2 separate regions of the Homo sapiens genome follow, and region 2 is linked to region 1. A link is an interaction called in ENCODE POLR2A ChIA-PET data of the cell type or tissue named here. Cell type or tissue: HepG2. All regions are shown on one strand.

What was found. Peaks named below come from ENCODE experiments on the same cell type or tissue, not always from the same donor. Only the 100,000 strongest peaks of a DNase experiment are listed, where the experiment ranks them.
Region 2: POLR2A ChIA-PET joins it to region 1 with 8 read pairs; 1 of 35 experiments calls an interaction of 5 or more read pairs at or near these places.

Annotation. Positions count from the first base shown.
Region 1 is chrX:121,006,027-121,014,026 of GRCh38, reverse strand. No RefSeq gene overlaps it. Among named protein-coding and RNA genes, the nearest start is that of CT47A1, 24 kb to the right of the region's middle. In HepG2, no CTCF peak of the experiment used is centred here; DNase peaks (open chromatin) are centred at 2,586, 3,596 and 4,876.
Region 2 is chrX:121,240,739-121,248,738 of GRCh38, reverse strand. No RefSeq gene overlaps it. Among named protein-coding and RNA genes, the nearest start is that of MIR3672, 130 kb to the left of the region's middle. In HepG2, no CTCF peak of the experiment used is centred here; DNase peaks (open chromatin) are centred at 2,748 and 4,008.

The DNA of each region.
Region 1 (8,000 bases):
CCATAGTCCCAGTGGTGGTGGCCACAGGGGTGCTTGTGTCACCCCATCCACAGCTCCAGGCAGTGCAGCACAGAGAGAGAAAATCTGGGAGAAATAAGGGAAGAGAACAAGAGTCTCTGGCTGGTAACCCAGAGAATTCTTCCAAATCTTATCCAAGACCACAAAGGTGGGTACACCTGTGAGTCTACAAGAGCCACAGCATTGCTGAGCTTGAGATAGCTCCCAATACAGTTCCAGCTGCAGAGACCAGAAATGTATATTACAACCACCAAAGTCCATTTCAGTACCTGGAAAGTCTTCCTAAGAAGGATAGGTACAAACAAGCCTAGACTTGTCATGAAGATTAAAATCAATAGGTAAATCTTCAGTGCCCAAACACTAACAAACATCCACATGCATCAAGACCATCCAGGAAAACATGACCTTACAAAATGAACAAAATAAGTCACCAGAGACCAATCATGGAGAGACAGAGATACATAACATTTCAGACAGATAATTTGAAATAGCCGTTTTGAGGAAACTCAAAGAAATTCAAGATAATACAGAGTAGTAATTGAGGAACCTATCAGTTAAATTTAACAAACAGACTGAAAAAATTTAAAAGAATCAAACAAATTCTCGAGTTGAGAAATGCAACTGACATACTGAAGAATGCATCAGAGTCACAAAAACAGAACTCATCAAGAAGAAGAAAGAATTAGTGGGCTTGAAGACAAGCTATTTGAAAATACATTCAGAGGAGACAAAAAAAAAAGAATGAAGCACACCTGCAAGATCCAGAAAATAGATTGAAAACAGCAACTCTAAGAGTTATTGGACATAAAGAGGAGGTAGAGAGAAAGATAGGGGTAGAAAGTTTATTCAAAGGGATAATAACAGTGAAGTTCCCAAACCTAGAGTAAGACATCAATATTCAAGTACAAGAATGTTATGGAACACCAAGCAGATTCAGCCCAAAGAAGACTACCTAAAGATATTTAATAATTAGGGCCAGACGCAGGGGCTCACGCCTTAATCTCAGCATTTGGGAGGCTGAAGTGGGCAGATCACCTGAGGTCGGGACCAGCCTGACCAACATGGAGAAACCCCGTCTCTACTAAAAAGAAGAAAAAAAAAATTAGCCCGGCATTGTGGCGCATGCCTGTAATCCCAGCTAATCTGGAGGCTGAGGCAGGAGAGTCACTTGAACTCAAGAGGCATTAAACAGAGCTATAGTAACAAAAACAGCATGGTAGTGGCACAAAAATAGACACATAGACCAATGGAACAGAATAGAGAACCTAGAAACAAATCCATACACCTACACTGAACTCATTTTCAACAAAGGTGCCAAGAACATACATTGGGGAGAAGACAGTCCCTTCAATAAATGGTGCTGGGAAAACTGGGTATCCATATGCAGAAGGATGAAACTAGACCTTTGTTTCTTGCCATATACAAAAATAAATCAAAATGGATTAAAAACATAAATCTAAGACCTTAATTTACAAAACTAATAAAAGAAAACATGGCAGAAAGGTTCAGAACATTAGACTGGGCAAAGATTTGTTGAGTAGAGTAGTACCCCAAAAGCACAGGCAACCAAAGCAAAAATAGATAAATGGGATCACAAATATTTGCAAGCTATCCAGGTGACAAGGGATGAATAATCAGAATATATAAGAAGCTCAAACAACTCTACAGAAAAAAAATCTAAAAATCTAATTTTCAAATGGGCAAAAGATTTGAATAGACATTTCTCAAAAGAAGACATACAAATGGCAAACAGGCATATGAAAAGGTGCTCGACATCATTGATCATCAGAGAAATGCAAATCAAAACTATGATGAGATATCATCTCATCCCAGTTAAAATGGCTTTTATCCAAAAGACAGGCAATAACAAATTCTGGTGAGAATCTGGAGAAAAGGGAACCCTCCTACATTCTTGGTGAGAATGTAAATTAGTACAACCACTGTGGAGAACAGTTTCTTCAAAAACTAAAAATAGATCTACCATATAATCCAGTAATCCCACTGCTAAGTATGTACCCAAAAGAAATGAAGTCAGTACATCTAAGTGATATCTGCACTTCCATGTCTATCACAGCACTATTCACAATTGCCAAGATTTGGAAGCAACCTAAGTGCCCATCAACAGATGAATGGATAAAGAAAATGTGATATGTATATAGATACACACACACACACGTGTATATATACTACAAATATAGAGTATATATGTACTACTCATCCATAAAAAGAATGAGATCTTGTCATTTGCAATTGAAGCAGCCTCACTGTCTGAGGTGTTATCCAGAGTTCTTTGTGTCATGACCAAGAAAAACAAGGAGCATATACACCAACAGTGAGGTTGGAGTGAAAGTTTAATAAGCAAAAGAGGAAAGCTCTCCACAGCAGAGAGGGGGTCCAAGAGGGTTGCTGTTTTACAGTTGAACACAAAAGCTTTTATTAGAAAGTTCCCCTGTCTGTGTAGCTGCCTGTGTGACTGCCCTTACCTATGCGGTCACAGGCATTTCTCAGGCAAGCCTCCCGCTACCCGTGCAAATTTGTGCGGAACCCACCATGTACATGTCCGTAGAAGGGGAGGAAACTTTTTCCTGGGTGCCCGCTGATTACACAAAGAACAAAGGCGTTTCTATGTTGGGACTTGCTCTCTTATCTGTGCAGCTGCAGCTTTATTTTTCAAGCTGTTTCTCTGTTTAAAAGAATTCTACCAAGGACCTGCCTTAACTGTCTGTTTTTTGTTGTTGTTGTTGTTGTTTGTTTGTTTGTTTTCCTTTCTCCTCCCTCACAATAGCATGGATGGAACTGGAGACTATTTTGTTAAGTGACATGAGCCATGCAGAGAAAGACAGACTTCACATGTTCTCACCTGTTTGTGGAAGCTAAAAATGAAAACAATTGAACTCATGGAGATAGAGAGTAGAACAATGGTTACCAGAGGCTGGGAAGGGTAATAGGAGGCTGGGGTGGAGGTAAGAGTAGTTAATGAGTACCAAAAAAATAGAAAGAATGAATGACATACTATTTGATAGCACAACAGGGTGACTATAGTCAATAATAACTTAATTGTACATTTTAAAATTACTAAGAGTGTAATTGGATTGCTTGTAACACAAAGAAAGGATAAATGCTTGAGGTGATGGATACCCCATTTACCCTGATGTGAATATTACACACTCTATGCCTGCATCAAAATATCTTGTGTACCTTATAAATATACACACCTACTGCTCACCCACAAAAATTAAATATAAAAATTGTTAAATAAATAAAAAGGTAGTTGAAGGTTACTGAGTTTCATTAAGTGAAATGACTAACATGTGGTGGTTTCCTGATTAAAGCCCCTTAATTTGGAAACACTGCCTGCTCACTTGCTTACTTGTTTGCCTGTTCTTTTATATACGTGTATCATCATAGATAAATTAGAAAGAAATTTATCCCTTTGTATTCCAAAAAAAGGTAAGGAATTTGTCATTAGCTTTCTCCATGGATACACTGTTTCCTCTCTGGGGAACAGAGGGCCCACACTTGTCCTAGTTAGAATTATCATCTAGAACTCCCCACAGAAGCTTGGCTCCGGACTGCAAACAAAACTGTTCTTTCATACTCGATCATATGAGTCATTCTAGCGGTGGGGTTCAGTACCATTGGGGCAGTTGAAGAGTCACAACTTCAGACAGAAGACAAGAAGTATGGCTAATATCAGGATATTTGGGGGCATTGTATTTGATAGAGAATAAATAGTATATAAAACTTTCAAATGAATGTTTTAAGTTAAAATTAGATATTTAAATATATGTATTTACAATTCCCTGATGTAATTGATTTTTTGATTAGTTAACTCTAGTCCTGATCATATAAGAGAGACTTTACTGTATTCTTTACTACTAATTTGTCATTGCAATTGCCTCAATCCATCTCACAGACATAGAAACGCACATGCATGTACACTCACACACAGTAAACTACTGGCCTAGACTCTGACATACCGTCTGTTTGCATGTTTAGGGCTAACCTGCACTGCGTGATGTACTGTGAACTTCCTCCTAAACTCTGCAGCTGGATCTGTGCCTGCCTCAACCCAGTTAGGCCAATATAGTTGCAGATATCAGTCTTTTCAAGTGTGCCTCTTTTTGTTTTAAGATATGATACTAGTTATGACCTCTGGAGTGTCTCAGGCTCTTGAAGAGAGTAAAGCTCCTATCCACATTTTTTCTACTCTTTTTTTGTGCAAATTCACTTCAGAAAAGCTGTATTTAACTTGATTTTCTCTCCAAGAATGTAAGTAGTAGATTCATTTTAGCCAAATGTCATTATAGCAAAATTAACTCAGTTTATCATGGGGTTTGAACTTCCAATGCAGTGATTTTCTGACTTTAGTGTACATAAAAATCTCCAGAGGAGTAGCTAAAAACACATATAGTGTACATAAAAATCTCCAGAGGAGTAGCTAAAAACACGTATTCCTGAGCCCCATCCCCCCAGTACAAGAGATTCTGAGTTAGTAGGTCTAGGGTGGAGTCCATGAATCTACCTTTTATATAAGCACTAAGGTGATTCTAATGTCAGGGGTGCTGTGGACCACACTTTGAAAAGTCATCTTATTAGATTGTTAATAAAGCCCACATGAATCTGCTCAACTAATAGAAACACAAATTTTCCTTTCAGTGCTTTCAAGAATATGCATCTGGAAGCCTGCATTTTCTCCTCTGATAGCATGAAATGCACAGAAGGAAATCAAGAGCTAAACTTCCGGCACTGTCCCTTTAAAGAGCATCATTATTCTGAAAATGGAATATTTGCTTGCTTCCTTCACAAAGAAAACATTCTGTTTGCTGTGGGAGTAAAGGGTGTTATGATTGTGAAACTTTGCTCACCAGACAAATTCCAGTCCTGTCATATGACTTTAGACAATGCTCTCTCTTAGCTCTTTGTATAGCACTTCAGAATCCTGAGGAGGTAGTTTCCATGTAGGCTAATGTCAGTGTTATTTAGAGGACATACAAACAGAATCAAGACTTAGAGCTACTTAAGGGGACACAACAGTGGCCTCCCCAGCAACAGGACTTGCACTTGCTGGAGCCACTGAGTCACCCTAGAGCACAGACCACCCACTTCTTTTAAAGGTGTGGGAAGTGAATTACTTCTCAGGCTCAAACTTCAGAGTCTGGCTCAAACACCCCTTGGGATGCCCTTTCCATACCTGGATGCCAGGCTCCTATAAGACTTCAGGCAATGGCAGAAATATGAGGATTCTGTTTCAGCTCTGACACTTGACTAAGACCTTGAGCAAATCATTTCACTATTATAGGCCTATAGAATTAGGATATCAATATTTACCTCAAAAGATGATTACAAAAGTTGAGTTTAGTTTATAAAAATATGTAGCACAGTACCTGGTAGTAAACCACTGCAACATTCATTCTTTCATTTCTCCCTCATAATTTGGTCTGGAGCCATTGCCACACCAATCACTCAATAGCAGTGAGAGTGTCTCCAGCCACCAGCTAGCTCAGGGCGGCACCCTTTTGCAATTGACACGGTGTGCCATTTAATATGGTTGATTTCATGGGCTGGCAGTTATCTTAACAGTTGAGGTTGGTCATCAGTTACCAGTATGATAGAGTAGCAAGCAGGTTATGAGTTTTAATGCTAATTGAGGATGTCTCTTTTTCTTAAAATCTCATTTTAATCTATTTATTTTCACAGTATTTTCATGAAATTTAAAAAGTAAATACAGCAATATTTGGATTTACCTAACAAATCAAGAAAGGCAAGGGCTCACAGAGGTACAAAGGAGGCTATGCAATTTTCTGAAAACCTGATGAATGCTATGAATGCTGTCTCCTGGGGAGAAAAATACACATACACATCATATTTTGCATTCAATTTATGAAGGTTCACAGACTCCCCACAGATCATCAACAAAACCCAGACTAAGAAGCTCTGATATGAGTATTGTCATTTACCATTCTTTCTCAAGTAAACAAGGATTCTGGGTCAACCCTGAGCCCCTCCTAACCCTAATAATAACATATGAACTCCTTCTCTGTGAAGGCTATTAAAACCCCACAGAAAACTCATGTGGACTTCTTTAACAAACACGTGGGTTCTCAAAAGGACTACATGCAGCGTATGTCTAGGCAATGATGGGGTTGCCCTGGTGAGGTGATTAGAAACTCAATTAGTTTGGAAAATATGTTTTCCAGCTTCTATAAATTTGGCAGAGACAGAAGGCAGGATGAAGGGAATAGTACAAGGAAGACTAAGTTTTCTCCAAAGGCCCCATTCAAAATTTAGGAGTCATGTTATCCACATTGCTCACATGATATTGCAACTATGTTGGGAAATGCTTCTGCTCCACTCTCAAGCACTGCCTCCCACCTTCCCCATTCTGCTTTTTCTAATGGGGATTTCAGAATATCAACTTGCCAATTCTCTGATTCTCAGATATAAAAGTCAAACAGTGAGAGATCTGTTTTTCAGGTGACAATCAGCTGGGAGAGGCAAGGATAAAACAGACTGCATACAGTAAATAGCAGGAATTAGACATCAGGCAAAAAGCAAGTGGCAGCTATGTTCAATTAGCTTTTATTATTATATATATTTTAAAACTTTCAGTGTATGCATGGCATGGTTATCCATAACCCAATTTCCTCCTACAAACAGAGACTATGTTTTAAGGGTCAGAATGTAGCATCATTCAGATATAAAGGTAACAATCCTGGCCTTGCTTCAACAAAATGTAAATGCAGAGTTGTTTCTCCATAACAATCATCTCCACTTTCCCTCAACCATTGTGATTAAAGATACGCGTTTGAGAGGAAGCTGGTCAAATCAGTAGTGCAAGCTGTGGCTAAAGAATAAGATGTGTTGTGGTTTACATGCACATCCTTGACTTCATTAGCACAAATCTTTGTCCTCATCAGACCCATCTAAAGAATCACAAAATGCAAACAGAGGATTTGTCACTTTTTCTAGACAAATGATATTCAAGGAAAAAATTAAGGAGATCAGTGAGAGGCTGGAAAGAAAATGATCTTGAAATTAATAGGCAAATAAAGACTTTTCAAGAAAATGAAGAAATTGAAAGAAATCTTCGGAAATGAAAAAATAGGACTCATCCCATTCTAATACTCAGCTAACACAGAAAAGCAGTTCTCAGTGCTTGAGAGAACCAGTGAGGACCAGTGAAGATACACAAGTGACAAGTTATGTTGCCTATTCACAAGACTTGAGGGGAAAATTCAAAATTATCCATCAAAGGGAAGGTTATTTAAAGATCTCAGGGGTTGCTACTGCATTTTCTGCTCTTCTCTGGCTATATTCTTTTTTAAAATACCTCATCTAGCCCCACAGATATAAATACCATGTATACACCAATTATTCTCAAATTTATTTCTCCACCCCTGACTTTCCCCAGATCTGTATGCTCCACTGACTATTTAATTGCAATTCTCAAAGTAACCAATTAAAAAATAACTAAAATAATATACAAAAGGAAATGATGAGGGCATCAAAGGGTATAATAGGAAAAATACAGAAAAGAAGGCAGAATTGGAGAAATTGCAGAACAGAAGTTATATAAGCAATATAGAAAACAAATAGCAAAATGACAGAAATGAGTCCTTCCATATCAATAATCACTTTAAATGTAAATGAGTTAAACTCACCAATTAAAAGACACAGATTGGCAATGTGGATTAAGAAAAATGATTCAATGACATGTTTTCATTCATATACAGGAGCTAGAAAAGTTGATCTCATGGAGGTAAAAGGTAGAATGTTACCAGAGGCAAGGAAGCAGAGGAGGGATGAGGGGGGTTGGTTAATAGGTACAAACACACAGTTGAATAGAAGGAGTAATTTCTGGTGATCAGTGGCACAATAGGGTGACTATAGTTGACAATAATTTATTGTATATTTCTAAATACCTAGAAGAAGAGATTTGAATATTCCCAACATAGAGAAATGATGAATGTTTCAGGTGA
Region 2 (8,000 bases), 230 kb before region 1:
ATGTGATAAAGTTCAACATGGCTTCATAGTAAACACACTCAAAAACCTGGGGAAAGAAGGAACATACCTCAACAAAATAAAAGCCATATATGACAGACCCACACCCAGTATCATACTAAATGGGGAAAAACTGAAAGCCTTTCCTCTAAGATCTACAACAATGCCCACTTTCACCACTGATACTCAACATAGTACTGGAAGTCCTAGCCTCAGCAGTCAGACAAGAGAAAGATATAAAGGGCATCCAAATTGAAAAGGAAGAAGTCAAATTATCCTTGTTTGCTAATGATATAATCTTATATTTGGAAAAACCTAAAGACTACACATGACAACTATTAGAACTAATAAACAAATTCAATAAAGTCGTAGGATACAAAATGAACATACAAAACTCAGTAGCATTTCTATATGCCAACAGTGAACAATCTGAAAAATAAATCAAAAGCAGCAATCCCATTTACAATAGCCACACATAAAATAAATACCTAGCAATTAACCAAGGAAGTGAAAGCTATCTATAATAAAAACTATAAAACACTGATAAAGGAAATTGAAGAGGACACCAAAAATGGAAAAATATTCCATGTTCACGGATTAGAAAAATCAATACTGTTAAAACGTTCATACTACACAAAGCGATCTACGGATTCAATGCAATCCTTATCAAAATACCAATGACATTCACAAAAATGGAAAAAACAATTCTAAAATGTATATGGAACCACAAAACCTCAGAACAGCCAAAGCTACCCTAAGCAAAAAGAACAAAACTGACTTTTTACAATACCTGACTTCACATTATACTACAGTGCTATTGTAACCAAAACAGCATGGTACTGGCATAAAACCAGGTACATAGATCAGTGGAACAGAATAGAGAAAATGTTTTTAGTGTCCTCTTCCAACTCCTTCATCAATGTTTTATAGTTTTCATTGTAGAGATCTTTCACTTATTTGGTTATTTCTTAGGTATTTAATTTCATATGTGGCTACTGTAAATGGAATTATATTTTTATTTATCACACTGTTCACTGTTGGTACATAGAAATTCTACTAATTTTTGTATGTTGCTTTTTGTATCCTGCAATTTTACTAAATTTGTTTATCAGTTCTAATAAAAATTGAAAGAGTTGAACTTATGGATATAGAGAGTGGAAGGATGGTTACCAGAGGCTGGGAAGGGTAGTGGAAGGCTGGGGAGGGAGATGGGGATAGTTAATGGGTACAAAATAATAGTTAGAAAGAATGAATAAGACCTACAATTGATAGCACAGTAGGGTGAATATAGTCAATAATAACTTAATTGTGTATTTTAAAATAAAGAATGCATTTGCATTGTTTGTAACTCAAAGGATAAACACTTGATGAGATAGACAGCCCATTCTCCATGATGTGCTTATTTCACATTGCATGCTTATATCAAAATATCTCATGCACCCCGTAAATATATATAACTACTATGTACTCACAAAAATTTAGCATAATAATAATAATAAAAACATTTTGCTTCATAAAACGTAAATGACCATCATCATTTCTTAAAACAGTCTTGATTCCCTTTGAGAGAGAAGTAAAAAATGATGCTTAGGATACCCTGAATCTCTCTTAGAATCAAAAACTTTCTGGAGCCAATGAGTGTTTCTGAGGTTTACCACAGTAATATGGAGCTGTAAAACGACACTCATAAAGAATCTTCATTCTACAATTTTCTTGCATGCAATATTGACTTTTAGCTGCCATAACAATATATTAAAAAAGAGACTTCAGCTGTTTTCAGCCATGTCTTAAGCTTCTAACCAGTGTCTCCTTCATGGCTGAGTAGAGAAAGAAAGAAAAGGGCACGTCAGGTTCCAGCCTGTAGCTACCACCAGCTGTTCGGTTGCATGAGTGGATGGATTAAGTTGACATTCACTGAGATAGAGAACATTGGAAGGGGATTGGGTGTTCAGGTAAAGTTCTAAGTTTGCCTTTTGTCTTTCTGTATTCCTCAGCAACAAGTACCCAGAAAACGCATGCAGCCATCTGCCTACCCGGGCCAAGACCCTTCTTCTAGCCTACCATTCTAGACCATTCCTGACCCCCTTTTTCCACCACCCTGACAAGTAGAACCTCCAAGTTCTGTCTCCTATTCCCTCAAAAAACTTTTCTTCATGGTTTATTTGAGAAACAAATCCCAACTAAGGCATTAATGGGGGCCAAATAGTTTTAAATGCTATTCCCATTGATCTAACCACAATTGGGCTATAACTAGCTTCCAAAGAATCAGGTAACAATGGGAATTTAGAGCCCTATAGCAGGGTCAAGAAGGGATAAATTTTTTTGCAGGTGGACATTTTAGTATTTATCAAATTATCATAAACAAGTCCCTAGTCTCAACTTAATATGATATCAAAGAAAAGATAAGCAAATCCAGACATCTTCCTGTATGAAACTTTCTCCAGTCCTTCCAGGCAGAAATAACAACTCTCTTCCTTGAACCCACATAAAACTTTATTTTAAATTTTTTTTACAGGGAACCCATTTTAATATTTTTATCCTATTTACCTACGCATTCCTCTATACTGAAAACTGTTTCAACTCACACACACTTTATTCCTTTCCTCCTTCATTCAGTCCCTTCTCTTGCCCTCTTAATCTCTCTTTCTCTCTCTCTCTCTCACACACACACACACACACACACATACACACACACACTTCTCTGGCACAGTGCTTTGCAGATAGTGCATGCTCAGTCAGTGGCTATGGGATAAACAAAGAGACTTCAGAAGAAAGACTTGAAAGGTTTATTTGTACATAAAGAAGACTATTCTCTTCTGGCCTTTGATTAAAAGTCAACAGAAGCAATTGATTTTTGTCTCTTCTAATCTCAGTACTAATATGTATCTTCTAAAGCCTTCTCTAAATTACATTTGCTTTTGTTTTTTGTTTAGCAAACTGAAGAAACTATTTACATGTTTTAAAGATTTCACCTTTGATCTAATGCCAAGATCGAGAGTTAAAATTTCTCCTTAATATACTGTGAAACAAAAGACAAATATAAATTCTATAGACTGGTCTGTAAGAGAACCTCATTAATTCAAACCATAATAATGTGAAAATCTGATCATTTGAAAAAGAAGTTTGGTATGCAAATTAACATAGAAAAAATTTCAAAGTGCATATTTATATTTCTTAACCACCAACTATTAGAAACAGTCCGTTGTTCACCAATAACACATATGCAAATGATTATGAAAATTATAGATCATTAGCTACTTACTAAGGCAGCTCCTCTAGGGATCCCTATTAAGCTAAATTTGTTTAATATTTATAATTTTACATTGTATTTCATATTTCAATTATTTGTTTTTGTCTGTCTCCCTTCACTAGAATATAAGCCTGATAGAAGATTTTCTCTGTTTTGTTCACTGCTATATCCCTAGCATTTAGAAAAGTGTCTGGCATGTAGATGCAAAAATCTGTTAAATAAGTGAAAGAATAAACAGTACCATTAAGTATACTTAAAAGTGATAGAATTTCAATTAAAAAAACTCTATTATTCAAACTTTTAAATGAATACAATAGTCTCCAAATGTTTCAATCAGTGCCACTTAGTATCTTTGCCTCCAAAGCTTTGTCATTTTGAAAATCAGCAATACAAATTTTTAGAGAACATCTCTGACTTCTACAAAGATTTAAGGGTGAAATCACTTTTGAAATTGCAATATAAAGTCAGACACCTAAATAATTTAATTTCCTTGCTTTGACTGCATTTCACCCGCTCCAACTAGCTCATTGACCAAAATAATACAGAGTTGATCTATAAAGTAGATGTAGCATATCATGTCATGTATTGGTGAAGATGTTTTATAAAATGCAAATTTCTTTTAAGAGTGAATTACTTATAAAGCCTTTAAAAACATCTTTTTTTCCCTCTGACATTTTCCCACCACAATTTTCCCTCCTACACCAACTATCACCTACTAAAAGCATTTCCGAGAATTGTGTTCAATTTCCACTGACTCCACCCAAGCAAACAGACTGTGAAACTTGTGGTATTTAGACTATTGATTTTTAAAGAGCAAAATGATTATACCTAATATCCCTCTTTAAACAGAGTAAGCTTTCAATGTATTCAACCTCCACTAGCTCATGAACTTTAATGTTCTTATTGTCATTTGATTGTTAGGTTCTGTGATCATTTCTGACACCACTATTATCAACCTTCTGTGTATTAATGCCATTTTGTGACTTGTAAATAAAAACAGCCAGCATGTTGAATGGCTTGGCTTTCACAAATGCACCTAATCTTACTACTGGTTTTTGCCTAATGTAAACATTCTGTGCCGTCCTAACTCAGGATACTTTTAAAAGCTCTGCAACAAAATAATGTGAAAATGCTTGAAATGTGTCTCTACAGGCCCTCAAGGAACAATACCTTTATTATTCCCAAATGCTGCCAGAAATTGATCCCCTAAGTCTGATATGGAGGATCTTAGCAAAAGGACCGCCCCAAAAATATTAAATATGCTAACATTTGGGGCTCTACTACATACCTAAAACAGAATCAGATAAGATCCCTTACACACCATATAGGCCAGTGATATTCAAAATGGTCTTTGACAGTGAAACATGCACTCTCCCTCCTCCCCAGTCTGAAAAAACAATCTTACATAGCAGCTCAGTCTATAAAATATATAAGCAGAAAACATATCAGCAGAGTGGCTCTCATTCAAGTGTGGAAGACCAGGAGACCCACAGGCTTGAAAGCTTGCGAAGTCAGGCCTCAGCCGCCAAAACACTGGGCCTAGAGGCAAGGCAATAAAGGGCCAAGAAATCAGGCAAAAGAAGTAGGTAAACAAGGGTTAAGAATTAGGCATCGATTGGTTTTTGTAAGATAGATGTGGAATGAACAACATGGGAGAAGATATAGATCCAGAGCCAGACTGTAAATCTGGAGCTGCCAGCAACCTACTCATACTGCTACCTCCCAGACCACATACCTCAGACCAGCCTTGTTGAGCACAGTGAGCACAATGGTAACTATTTTGCTATGGTATAACCATATACTCAGGAACCTGGATTATCTACAAGGATTAGGTGGTTAAGCAATGGAAACATCCAGCAGTATGTCAGATGCTAATATTAATATGTCCCCAGGATACTGACAATCTTCCTTCATCTCCACAGCTAGAACTAAGAGGCCATCAGCAACCTAATGTAAACACCCAATTGTCCTCCCAAGTGCAGGAATGGATTTATACATATTTACCCTGTCTAATTAAGTCAATTAAAGGCTTTCTTCAAAAGAATGTCCAAGATAGGGATATGGTCTGAGACCCTGTAACAGGTTCAAACTACCTAGCCCTCAGTGAGTGTTGAGCCACAATTCTGGCCCCCAAAGTCTATTTGCATGTAGATAATGATTTGTTCCAATCAACTGAGACAAGTTGCTACAAATTATGTTATGAATAACAATGTAACTCCTTCTATTACGTAGTCTCTGACTCAATAGAGAGAATGCCAATGGATAGCCAAATAAGGTAATATGGCATTTATATACCCAGAGAATAACATTTTAAAATCAATTCAAGGACAAGGGTAAGAAAGAGAGAAAAATGGGTGGAGGAGGGGAGCAGTCTCATACCAAGAATATCTGCCTCTTAAAACATAAGAAAAGACATTTCTATCCCTGGCTTATTGCAGGAGCTTGGACAGATCTTTCTCCTTCTGGGCCTCAAGTTCTCTGATGTAAAAACGATAGCTTTATTATGAATGGTCTGTGAGATCTCTCCCAGCTCTCAATCTCTAGTTCTATATCTCCCTTTATAACCTGAATTTCAGCTGTAGGTGCACAGATCACAGATGGATCACATAAGCCCTTCTTTGCATCTTTCCTTCATCTTCTAATTATATCTTCATTTTCTGTTTGTCCTAACAGTAATTTATGTACCCTCCCACCAGGTAATCTCTGCCTGATTTCCTGGCAATAAAGAATAATTTCTTTTATTCTAAATTAAAGGCTATGGGAAGCTATGAATCCATCCACCAAACAAACCTCTTACTTGTGAGAACATTTCTAAAGAAAATAGGAGATTGCTTTCTAACATAGTAGAAGAAAATATCCATAACACACGCCTGTTAGCCTCAAAGTAGCCTTCAGGGCCCTTGGATAAGTGTTATTAAGTTATAAAAGGAAACTTGAGTCCAGGAATTAATGATGGTGGAGTAAGTAGAGGAGAGAAGATAGCACTATACCCAAATAACTCTGAATCCCATGACTTCACAGTCGTTCCTAAATAGTGATGTACAAATGGGAGTGGGAGGCAGGTAGGGAATGCAGTGAGAGAGGTCTGCCTGGCAGGGAGGAATATTTCATCATTAATGTTGTTTATAATTTTTGCTGTACAGGGATATTAAGATGCAGACTGACTTTTCATTTCATTATTGTTTTTAAATTCTTTATAAATAGTGCCCATGCAAAGTTGATATGAAGAAGTGAAATGTAAAGAATGTATCCCTGTATTGAGAAGAACTGGGTTCCAACAGTACGAAGATTAAGCATCTGTATTAGTCCATTTTCACACTTCTGATAAAGACACACATGAGACTGTAAAGAAAGATAGGTTTAGTGGACTTACAGTTGCATGTGGCTGGAGAGGCCTCACAACCATTGTAGAAGAAAAAAGGCACTTCTTACATGGTGGCAGTAAGAGAGAATGAGGCAGAAACAAAAGCAGAAACCCCTTATAAAACCATCAGATCTCAAGAGACGTATTGACTACCACTAGAACTGTATAGAGGAAACCACCTGCATGATTCAATTATTTCCCACTGGGTCACTCCCAGAACACATGGGAATTATGAGAATACAATTCAAGATGAGACTTGGGCGAGGACACAGAGCCAAACCAAATCAGCATCTGTGGTAGGCTGAATAATGGTCTCCCAATGATCTCCAAGTCCTGTGAAACCTGGGAAGATGTTGCCTTATATGGCAAAAGGGACTTTGCAGATGTCATTAAGTTAAATATCTTGAAATGTAAAAATTGGGCTGGATTATTCAATTGAACCCAAATGCAATCACAAATATCCCTATTAGAAGGAGGCAAAAGAAGGTATTACCAGAAAGACGAGAAGGAAGCAATATGATGATGGAAGCATTGATTGGAATGATAAGGAGACAAGGAAAGGAATATAAACAGCCACAAGAAGTTGGAAGAGACAAGGAATGGTTTCTTTTCTTGAGCTTCCAGAAGGAACCAGGCATGCTGACACTCTGTTTTTGGCCCCGTAAGACTCGCTTCGGACTTCTGATTTCCAGAACTATAAAATAACTAATTTGTGTTGTTTTGGCCACTAACTTTGTGGTAATTTGTTATAACTGCAATAGGAAACTAATACAGCATCTTCTGTGTACAAGACATTGCATTAGATACTTTACACATTAGATACTTTACACAGATTATCTCATTTCATCTCCATAATGCCCTATAAAATATTATCATAGTCATTTCGCAAATGAGGAAACTGAGACTCTGAGAGACTACAACCAATTAGTGGCAGAGCCTGAATTGGAACTCAGGTGTCTGACTTCAAAATCTATTTTCTTTCCACTACGACATGTAGTAAAAGTAACCACGATAATATCTTACACTTATCTGAAGCCTGTTCTAAGAACTTCACATGAATAATTTTATTCCTTCCAAAAATTTCTAAGAAACTATGACTTAAGTTAAAAACCCATTTAGTAGTTATGTGTCAATGGGAAAATTACTTATTCTCTGTGACTCAGTTTTCTTATCTGTAAAATTGGGCGGAAAAGAATAATACCTGCCTCATAAGAGTGTTATAAATATTAAATGATTTAATATTTGTAAAGAGCTGCTAACGGTGTTTGGAACACAGTAAGTACCATATTATCAAAGTAACCATGATGATACATTCTCTCAGGAATCTGGTTCTGCTTTATCTGCTAACTAGTGAAGTGATCTTGACCTCATTCCTTGACTAAACAGCTT